2 separate regions of the Mus musculus genome follow, and region 1 is linked to region 2. Evidence: chromatin loops called from intact Hi-C (ENCODE). Cell type or tissue: left cerebral cortex. All regions are shown on one strand. Each heading gives the region's core, and the rest is flanking DNA. Links, peaks and the distances in the headings are about the cores only. Region 1 has its middle 41 kb from the start of Mecom. Region 2 overlaps Gm33206 (a long non-coding RNA gene).

Region 1 (5,385 bases), core at 198-5,197, 740 kb after region 2:
TCCCTACTGCCGATGTTTGTAACCGGGATTGGCTGCATAAATATTTCCAAACCATCTCAGAAGTGTTGTCGCTGATGAGAGCAGACAGAAGGCATTTCCAAAAGTATAAGAACATGGATTTGGGGGTGGGGGGGTGGCTTCTCCTGCAACTGAGAGAAGGAAAGTTATATTGCAGAGTCCGGAGGAAGCTTGACACAATCCTCCCACACTGTCCCTGCATGTCCTCATGTGCGCATTCCTTAAAAAATACTGGGAGCTTACCTCCACGCTCGTTATTTCTCCAGCTGCTGGTCCTCACCTTCTGGAACTGACTTATGGCCAGCAAAGATATCAGGATGAGCCCCGTACTACCGGGTGGTAACTGCACATTTGGGAAGACCTGGAGCATGAAGCAGAACTCTGTAGAGAAACTAGGCCTAGCGGAACTTCCCCCTCCTACTTAAGAGCTTTGGGATTTGTTTTCACTTTCTTTTTTTTTTAATTTAAGTTTGTCCTAAATAGATAATCTCTTCTTGTGTCTTAAATTCAAAAGTATAGGGCTGGAGAGACAGTTCAGTGATTGCAAGCATCTGCTGCACCTGCAGAGGACCTAGGTTTGGCTCCCACCATACAAGTGGCAGCCTTCAACCATCTGGAACTCCATTGCAATAGAATTTAATATCCTCTTCTGACCTCCACTGACAGCAGGCATGCCCAAGGCATAGGTAAACACCCAGATACATAAAATAAAAATAAATCAAGTATACATTAAAAGGTTCACTAAACAATTTCATCACCCTGGCTCTCCCATCAATGGTTTCCTTCTACTTGTATGTAGGTTTCCTTCACTACAAGCAATTTGCCAGAAATTTAGCTGCTTAAAACAAAGCCTATGTGTTACCTCACAGTTTCTATCGGCCAGAAGCCTGAGCAGTGTTACTGGGTATTCTGCAGAGTTGCTCAAAGTGTAATAGAGGGGCCTTGTGGATCCGTCTGGCAGCATGCAATACCAATAGGAGGACACTTAGACAGGCTGAACTTGGAGAACTCAAGGACGAGGCAACGGTCAGTGAGAGTAGGAGGGTGAGGGGATGACTTCGGAGACTGAAACTGTCTGCTTTTGGGTGGTTTGCTTGGTTTTTGTTTTGTTTTGGTTTTTTTTGTTTTTGTTTTTGTTTTTGTTTTGTTTTGTTTGTTTGTTTGTTTGTTCAGTGCTGAAGCCTGGACCTTGAGCTTGCCAGGGAAGTACTCTGCAGCCTTTTGTATTCTTCTTCGGGAGAAAGTTCCTCCTGGTTAGCAAGAGTCACAAAACTTTTCAGCCTTACTCTCCTCTGGTTCTTCCAAATTCTGCATGGCTATCCCCAGTGTTCTTGGAGTCTCCAAGCTTTAAATACAGGAATACATCGTACTTTTGGTAAACCATCTGTGAATTTTGAAAAATGCACAAAACTATGTGATCAGCACAGCAGGTTTGCTACGGAACAGGCTCGAGACTCCTGAAATGTTCTCTCAGGCTGCTGTTAGGACTTCCCAAAGCAGAACGTCCCATCTGCTCATCTGGATCTTTGCCTGCTCCAGAATTATGTCATATACACGGAATCCTGCTGCTGTGGTGTGTGATTCTGTCCTCCTTGGTTCATGTGCTGAAACCTGACTCCCGATGCGTTTGTGTTAAGAGGTGGGAACATGGGGAGGTGGTTAAGTCACAAGTGCAGAGAATTTACAGGTAGGATCAGTGTTCTGATATAAGAGGCCCAAGGGCCCGCAAGGTGGCTCTGCAGGTAAACGCACCCATCATCAAGCTGGGTTACCTGAGTTCACACACTCACGCACACACAGGGAGTAAACAAAAAGGTAATAAAAGAAAGGTTTCCTCCTCTCACAATGGGAGAACAGACACTGGTCGCATCACCAGCAAGCAGCTGGCCTTCAGTGGACGTTGGTCTGCTCTCCTGGAACCTGGACTTCCCTGCCCCCTGATCTGTGTGAATTAAACACACATTATTTACAAATTACTCAATGTGAGCTGCTGTGCCACTCTTGCCCTCAGCTACCTACCGTACAGCCTTTGAGCCTGGCTTCTCCCGCTCTACACAGTACACTGGAGGATCACTCGTGTTGTTAGATGTAGAGCATATCGCCTCTTCCCTTTTCCTGCTGATCGAGTGCTGTCAGCAGGGCCTGTCACTGTTTGTACAAGTGAAGGTTATTTAAGAGGTTTCCAGATTTCAGTTACTAAAAACATTGCATTCTTATCTGCAACTCTGCAACATACAGACCCCCGCTCTGTGTGTGTATGTACATGATTGTGTGTTTGTGTGTGTGCGTGTGTGCATGCGTGCCCATAGTTAGTTAGATATACACTAATAGATGTTCTTTTGTTTTTAGCCAATATATAGGCACTGTATAGTGTAGTCTAGCCTGAAGCTCACAATAGCCCTGCCTCCACCCTCCAAATGCTAGAATTATGGGAGTGAGCAGTCACATTCAGCTTCCTTGTATTCTCGCCTCTCTTCCTTTCCTTTCTCTATTTTCTTTTCCTCTCTCATCTCTTTCTTTTCTTCCTTTTCTATAAACAACCAGTACACTTTTTTCACTGCTAGTAAAACACAGTTGATTTTTCAAGATATGATTTTTATGCAATATATACTTCCTAAACTTAATTAGTTCTGGGAGCTTTTGTAGATATCTTCCTTTTTAAAAAAAGTTTTTAAAAATTATTTTTAATTATACAAATGCCTGTCTTTGTGTATGGGGGGGAGGAGGGCTGCACAAAAGCATGAAGTACCTGAAGAGGCCAGAAGAGGGTGTCAGTTGTCCTGATGTTTGTAAGCTGCTCTACATCAGGGCCAGGAGCTAAACTGGTCCTCTGCAAGAGCAGTGTGTTCTCTTAACCACTGAGCCATCTCTCCAGCCGCACCTTTAAGCTTTCTGTGTTAATAGAAACAGTTTTCGTTTCTTCCTCACTTGCCATGCCTTATATACCTTCCCCTTGCCTCATCTCATTGATTGGCTTCCAATAGAGGTGCCACTCCCTGATAATCAACCATTGAAATCTATAAGCCTATGGGAGCCACTCCTATTCAAACCACCACACCATCCTACATGGGTGAGTTTCATTTTCATTTTGTTGATGATAAACAATACTAAACTTATCTCAAATGTTTAGGCCTCTATATTGTATACTTACACTTATATAAATACACGTGTATGTCTTCTGAGAACTGAGTATCCAAATCATCTTTTACACTTTTTATTTATTTATGTACTGTGGGGGAGGGGGTACATACACATTCCACTGCATGGCTGTGGACGTCAGAGGATAACTTAAATTGGTTCCCTCCTTCTACCATGCTGGGCCCTGGACTGGCATTCAGATCATGAGGCTTGGTGGCAAACACCTTTACCTATTGAGCCATCTCACTGGCTCTGAATTGTTTGATTGTTTTATGTATCCTGGATACTAATCTTTATCAGATGGAGATTGCAAATATTTTCTCCCAGTTTCATGTTGTCTCTTCACATAGAAGTTTTGTAGCTTGAGTTAATCCAGTTGGACTGTTTGCACTTTTTTTAAAATTCACATTACATCCCAATATCAGCACCCTCTCTCATTGCAGTGCCCCCTCACACAGATTCCCCCCCCCCACTTCTCTTTCACCTCTGAGAAGCAGGAGCCCTCCTTGGGTATCAATACCCCCTCCCCAGCACATCGAGTCACTGCAGGACTAGGCACATCCTCTCCCACTGAAGCCAGACAAGGCAGCCCAGTTATGGGAATGAAATCCACAGGCAGGCAACAGAGTCAGGAACAGCGCCTGCCCCAGTTGTTAAGGGACCCACATGAAGACCAAGCTGCACATCTGCTACATATGTTTGGGAAGCCTAGGTCCAGCCTATGCTGGCTCTTTGGTTGGTGATTCAGTCTTTGGGTGTCCCCAAGGGTCCAGGTTAGCTGACTCTGCTGGTCTTCCTGTGGCATCTCTGTCCTCAACTTTTCCATAAGATTCCCCAAGCTCCATCTAATGTTCCGCTGTGGAGTCTCTGTATGTTTCCATTACCTGCTGGGTGGAACCTCTCAGAGGACAGTTATGTTAGGCTCCTCTCTGCAACCATAATAGAATATCGTTAATAGTGTTAGAGATTGGTTCTCATACATGGGATGAGTCTAAGTTCGAGCCAGTCATTGGTTGGCCATTCCCTCCATCTCTGCTCTATCTTGAAGGCAGGACACATTTTGGGTCAAAGGTTTTGTGGGGTGAGTTGGTGTCCTTATCCCTCCACTGAGAGTCCTGCACAGGTACAGGCAGTCGCCAGTTCAGGATCCATATCTTCCACTGCTAGTCTCAGTTAGAGTCACCCCCATAGACCCTCAGGAGACTCCCCACATCCCAGGTCTCTGGCACATCCTAGAGGTGTGCCCCACCACCACCACCTACCTCCAATTTCTGGTCTCTCTTCCCTGCTCTCCCTACACCCAATCCTTACCTTCACTCCCTTTCCTATCCCCCATCCCATCCAGTTCCCTCCCTTACTCAGGATATTTTCTAGTTCCATCCATTTGCATGCAAAATACATGATGTCTTTGCTTTTAATAGCTGAGTAGTATTCCATTGTGTAAATGAACCATTCTTCAGTCAAGAAAGGAACATCTAGGTTGTTTCCAGTATCAGGCTATTATAAATAAAGATGCTATGAACATAGTTGAGCAAGTGTCCTTCTGGGATTGTAGAACATCTTTTGTAAGCCCAGGAGTAGTATACCTGTGTCCTGAGGTAGAACTATTCCTAAATTTCTGAGAGACCACCAAATTGATTTTTAGAGTGGTTGTACAAGTTTGCACTCCCACCAGCAATGGAGGAGTGTTCCCCTTGTTCCATACCTGTGACAGCATCTGCTGTTCTTTGAGTTTTTGATCTTAGCCATCTGATGGGTGTAAAGTGGAATCTCAGAATTGTTTTGAGTGGCATTTTCCTGATGACTAAGGATGCTGAACATTTCTTTAAGTGCTTCTCAGTCAGTAGATACTCCTCTGTTAAGGATTTTTTTTTAGCTCTGTACATTTTTAAAGTGTGTTACTCGGGTTGTTGGTGTCTAACTTCTTGAATTCTTTACATATTTTGGATATTAGCCCTCTGTCTGATGTTCAGTTGGTGAAGCTTTTCCCCCAGTTTGTAGGCTGTTGTCTTGTCCTATTGATGGTGTCCTTTGACTTCCAGAAGCTTTTCAGTTTCATGAACGGCGTTGATTAATAGTTGCTTTTAGTGCCCGAGCCATTAGTGTTCTGTTCAGGAAATTGTCTCCTGTGCCAAGGATTTCAAGGCTACTCCCTAGTTTCTTTTCTATTAGATTCAGTGTATCTGATTTTACATTGAGATTTTTGATCCACTTAGACTTGAGTTTTGT
Region 2 (5,385 bases), core at 128-5,127:
GGTCATGTGATTTAGTGCCTCTAGTCTTGTGCTGAGGGTATCAAGATAGGTAGAACTATGTCACAGAACAAAGCAAGGACACCCATGTTGTATCAGCATTTTATGCCAAGGAAAAGAATGAGGCTGAGCAAAATCTCTTCATTTTGGAAGACAATCTGCTTTGATTGACATTCTGATTGAATATGTACCACCCAGGAACCATAGAAGACGTATGCTTCTAACCCCAAAATGTAGACTACCCAGCAAACAGATTAGATTCAAGTTCTACCAAAAGGCGAATTAAGGAAGAAAATGGTCCAGTTTCCCTAGACTTCCAGACATATGCTCCCATGCTGTGATATACATTTTGCCTCCATTTTGCTGTCTGAGCCAGCCTGATACTAGGATAACTGTCTTGTGGATGGGGCTGGGATGGAATCTGAGAGAGGGTTAATGAATGATTTCTCAGAAACAGGAAATGAGTAGCTCTCTCCTTGGCCAAAGAAAGAGAAGATGTAGAGCTGACACGCAGCAGAGAGGTTTTCCTTACATGGCCTTTTGGATTTATAAAAATAATGGCTATTGATTTATGACTTACTGAGAAATATTTGAAAACTTTATAAATAGCACCAGTCTGGCAGGGTAGACCTTGCTTTCTGAGTTCTGTGAAGTCACTAGTTAGGCATGTAAGCTCAGGCATGTTTTCTCCTACAGCCCTCTCTATCTGCAAAGGTAGCAAAGAGGGCTTGTGCATCCCTCTCAACCCTAGAGTCTAAAATCCTATTCTAATGCCTGGGAGAGAGCTCAGCTGGCAAAGCGTTGGCCACAGATGAGGACTCAAGTTCCAGCCACAGAACCCACTTTTAAAAGCTGACAGTGTGGAGTGTTCTCTAAAACCAGCATAGGCAAAGCTAGGGAGATCCATAGGACACCCCTGGCCAGCTCTCCCAGTGCTGGTCACTGAGCTCTGGGCCATCGAGAGAGTGTATCTCAGCAACAGCGAGTGGGGGAAAGTAAGAGAGGGTGGGAGGAAGAGAAGAAGGGAAAGAGGGGGAGAGGGTGATGGGGGAAGGGAGAGAGAAAACAAAAGCATAAAACAAAAGCCTACAAATGTTGATGGTGTCTGAGGAGGACGCTTGAAGTCAACTTTGCATCATCTGACCTCAACGGATGTGCACACATATGTGCACTTGCACACATACAGGTGTACACAGATATAAACACATGCATGCACACACACGTACACACACACACACACACACACACACACACACACAGACACACACACACACACACACATGTGTCTATAGTGGAGACAATTTGATTAAGTAGGAAAACTCCATGTGACAGCATGCGTACCTTAGTCTCTCTGGAATTCTAAACCATAAAAGTAGGCTGATAATGTCTTTATACCCTTTGAATTAGGGGAGGTTTGAAAAATGAGTTGAAAATGTCAATAGCTCAGCCTTCTGCCTAGAACCTAATGAGTTTCTGAAAACAGTAAACTCAGAGCTGAAACCCTCTGCATGAAGCTTTCTGAAGGTAAGATTCAGACATGTTCATTCTTTTTCTGACCCCAGTAAATCAGTGTCACCGTGTCACCATTCAATCCCATATTATTTCTTCCATTTTGGCCATCTCTCCCACCTCTGCTTTAAATATTGTTTCAAAATGACCTTGTAGTCATGATAATAGTAGTCATTTACCTGTCACCCTGCACTGCTCAGCCATTGCACATAATCTCCAGAGCAGCAGTGGAAGGCAGGTGTTCCCCTGCTTGGAGGTTGGGCCAGGTCATATTTCATTAAATGTCCCCATGAAACCTAGCACTGTGCCTTGGATACACAAGACCCTCGTCACACATGTTTTGATTGACTGAAACTCGGCAGTATGTCCCACTCCCTTTCTTTGTAATGTATGTAGGTGTTTGATTTATAAGGAATTTCTGTCCCTGGATGTGGCCGGCTATTGAATTTATGTGTGACAAGGAAACCATACAGTTTGGCAACTCTATAGTGATAGGTGATGTGTGATTCATTTGGGGGAAGATAAACATTTTCTATTCAGACTTTGAATACCTGGGCCTACGGTTAGCTAATCAAGTCTCTGCATGGCTGAACAGACATCTTCAAAGGGACTTTACTCTAAATTACTCCATTGTGTGTTTCTAGATGCTGTCCTGTTGCATATTGATAATATTTCTTATAGCCACTGCTTAAAAGTAGGAAACAAACATAATTTAGACTTTACTCATCTTAAAAGAAAGCCAGTGGTGTTATAAACCTAAGTCCATGCTAGAAAACCAGGACCCCAAGACCCTTTGAGAGGCCAGGATGCGCTCACAATAAGTTACATCTGTCTGTAACGTAAGGCACACAAAGAGAGACTCAGAGAGTGTGCCTTTCTTAAAAGATGTGTCAAAGCAGGAATCTAAGTTGGTCCTGGAAGACCGTATAGATAGGTGGCGGGGCATGGGACAGCAAAAACTGCAGGGGCCATTGATCAGCCTCTCTGAGCCATCTCCCTCCTGGTCTGGTTCAGTTGCTTTCTCCTCAACTAACTACTCTTTGCCTCCTGAGGTAGGCTTTAAGTTCCCAGTGGATGTTTTTCTTCCCTCCCCTGTGAAATCACATGAATCTAGGCTGGGTGGGGGCAGGGGAGGAGTATGGTAGGCTCTGAACAAGCCCAACCTCACTGGTGGGAGAAATGGTCCCGTAAATCCTTTCAAAGGGCGCCCACCATGTCTGAGAGTCGGAAGGGGCAGCCGGTGACATGAATACGATTATTGTAATGGAGCAAAATGTGTGACCCGACCGGATTCGGTAAACCCAGCAAAAGGGAACGGCACAGTTAACCCGTGTCTTGGGGGAGCACTAAACCTGGAGCAGACTTATTAATTAGAGCTTCTGAGGGGCACAGAAAAGGGGAGGCTTTCTCCATTATGGAGACAGCTCCATTCTAGCCAGTTGCTTTCCACGGGGGCAACTCCTGCTCCTTTCTTTCTTCTCTTTGAGCCAAGCAGTCTGAGTTACTGTTCACAAGGTCCCTGTTGTGCCTTTTCCATTCAGAAATAGAGCCGATGGGAGAGTTTTTAAATGCATCAGTAGGTGGCGCTCTTTCTTTTAATTTATTTTTCAATCTTCGGTCCAGTTTGTACTGAAAGACCCAGACCTTTTTAATGAAAGAGAAGGGATTTTTAAAATGAAAACACATATACAATGTCCTCTTTTAATTGAAATGGTATATTGTGAAATCATTACTGTCACATGACATTTGTGTTTTAGGGAAATGCATATATATATATATATATATATATATTCCTAAATTGACTTTAGCAATTTGAAAATGATAGTGGACATCTGTGTTCAATAACGTTTTGTTGGTAACCGGTGTTTAATATTTCATGTCAAATCAGGAAGAGTGATAGAAGGTTCTGGAACAGCGGCGGCGACTGGCATTCCTGCAGCACAGCCTGCCCTTTGTCATACTCACCATAAAGAAACCTGCTGTAGCCGGGATGGGAGCTGCACCAGAGTGACTCTGTTCTTGGACCTTACATAAACTTCCAGAATACACTGTCTCTATTTTCTTTTAGAAATATGTCTATAAGCAAAACGGGCTAAAGGACTTCCCAAGCTCATTATTTATTTAAGTGGGAAAGAGGGGGAGTGTGTGTTGGGGGAAAGAGCTCTTGGAAGAAATTACAGCAGAATAAATCATCTTCTAGAACAAATCTTACCTTTGTTTCTCGTCAGTCCTCTTTCTTGCCTAGTTGGTAGGCTGTGATGGGAAGGGAGGCGAATGCCAATGGAAACATGCCTCCAGTGGTTCACAATGAACTCTGGCTAGGATTCTAACAGTAGGAGCTGAGCAGGGTGGGACAGGGGCAGAGAGGAGCAAGGAATAACTTTGAATAAGTTTGTTTCCTTCTCTCATCCTCTTCTATGTGCAATCTAAACTCTATATGCAGCATTGACTTAACAACAGATGTGGTAAAAAGACAATTGGAGGAAAGGGGGCTCTCTTTCAGCTGTCTACAAGACTAGTCCCCTGAATCATCACACTGACCTGCTATTCAGGTCTGTCGGGCTAATTTCAACATTTTTTTTAAATGCAGGGTCCAGATCAGTGGATTTGCTTTGACTAGAATGTAATGTATGAGAAATAGAATATTTGGGATCTAGACATGCAGGCATAGCTCCTGTTTGTTTATGTAGATTTGAAGGACTGTGTAATTGAGGGAAAGAGCACCCTTCACTATGTGCAATAATAAGGGTGAACCTTTAGGTGGGCCAGTCCGTATGTGGCCAGGATCTCTTCTATGTTTTGAAGAGAGAATTCTAGTGACAAAAACCAAGGTCCTGAAATAACTTTGAGGGAGAAGTGATGTGCCTATGGTGTCATTTTTTCTTGTTTATACTTAAAAATGGGAAAGGGTTAGATTAAACAAGTATTTGATTTTGTAATGGCTTCAAAACTCAGGAATACAGGAGAAGACAAAGTAGATGAAAATACAGCATGCTCATGACTTATTTTCTATTCCCCCAAATGTCTACTTACAGGCAAAAATTAAGTAACCAGATAAAATTAGCCATGTATAAAAGTTAACCTTTCTCGGGTTCCAAATGGCAATGACATTTGCCTGCCAATAATGTTAATTCTGTTTGCTTTGCAAAACTTATAATTTTATTATTTCAATACTTCAGTGTTACCAGAGCTATCAAGGAAGTATGGGTATCTTTCTTATTTGAGACAGAGAGAATAAAGTACTGAGTCTAAAAGCCAAACATAATGACCAAGAACCATGCATCCGTGACCCCAGAACCCCAGTCTAGCTATGTCTTTTCTCCCGTGGAAGGAAGCTTTGTCTGTGTATGAGACTTGGGCATCCAATGTGCAGCCGGCAGAGAAACAAGCCAAACTTTCTGGCAGGTGGTAAAACAATAGAGAAATGCAGATAATAAACACGAGTCAGTCCAGGCAGTGATCAGTTGTGGGCATAGCCTGTTTCCTATAGCAGCTTTACGTTCAATCCCAGATCCCATGCCTCGTTAAAAGGCTGAAATAGAAAAGATGTCATTACTCAAGTGTTTTTCATGAAGTGAATGTTTCTTAGTCGTCAGTATTGGCTACCACCGTTCACTAGAAAGCTCCACATTAAATGATCAGCTTCATCTTCCCTGGGCTGCAACTAAGAACATGTGTTTGTGCCCTGTGAGCATCCATTTGTGAGCTATCATACCTTCTTGGCAAGCATGGTGTTGAAGTTGGGGGTATAAACATAACTTTATGGCATAGCTTGAGAAAACAATCTTTCCAGGGACACATTAAAATGCCCTATCTGCCTTCTCATCGTCAAAGAAGACCCAGTGCCTCCATTAGAATCCCACAATTCAGAAAGTTGTT

What was found. Peaks named below come from ENCODE experiments on the same cell type or tissue, not always from the same donor. Only the 100,000 strongest peaks of a DNase experiment are listed, where the experiment ranks them.
Region 1: a loop joins it to region 2, with 2.5 times the contacts of the local background. A loop is called at or near these places in 12 of 42 quality-filtered maps.

What each region holds. Positions count from the first base shown.
Region 1 is chr3:30,547,621-30,553,005 of GRCm38, forward strand. No RefSeq gene overlaps it. Among named protein-coding and RNA genes, the nearest start is that of Mecom, 41 kb to the left of the region's middle. In left cerebral cortex, for the core only: a CTCF peak has its summit at 2,748 (motif pointing right); DNase peaks (open chromatin) are centred at 387, 1,504 and 2,813.
Region 2 is chr3:29,810,006-29,815,390 of GRCm38, forward strand. All of the region lies in intron 3 of Gm33206 (a long non-coding RNA gene), which reads right to left. Among named protein-coding and RNA genes, the nearest start is that of Mannr, 78 kb to the right of the region's middle. In left cerebral cortex, for the core only: a CTCF peak has its summit at 3,101 (motif pointing right); DNase peaks (open chromatin) are centred at 3,052 and 3,552.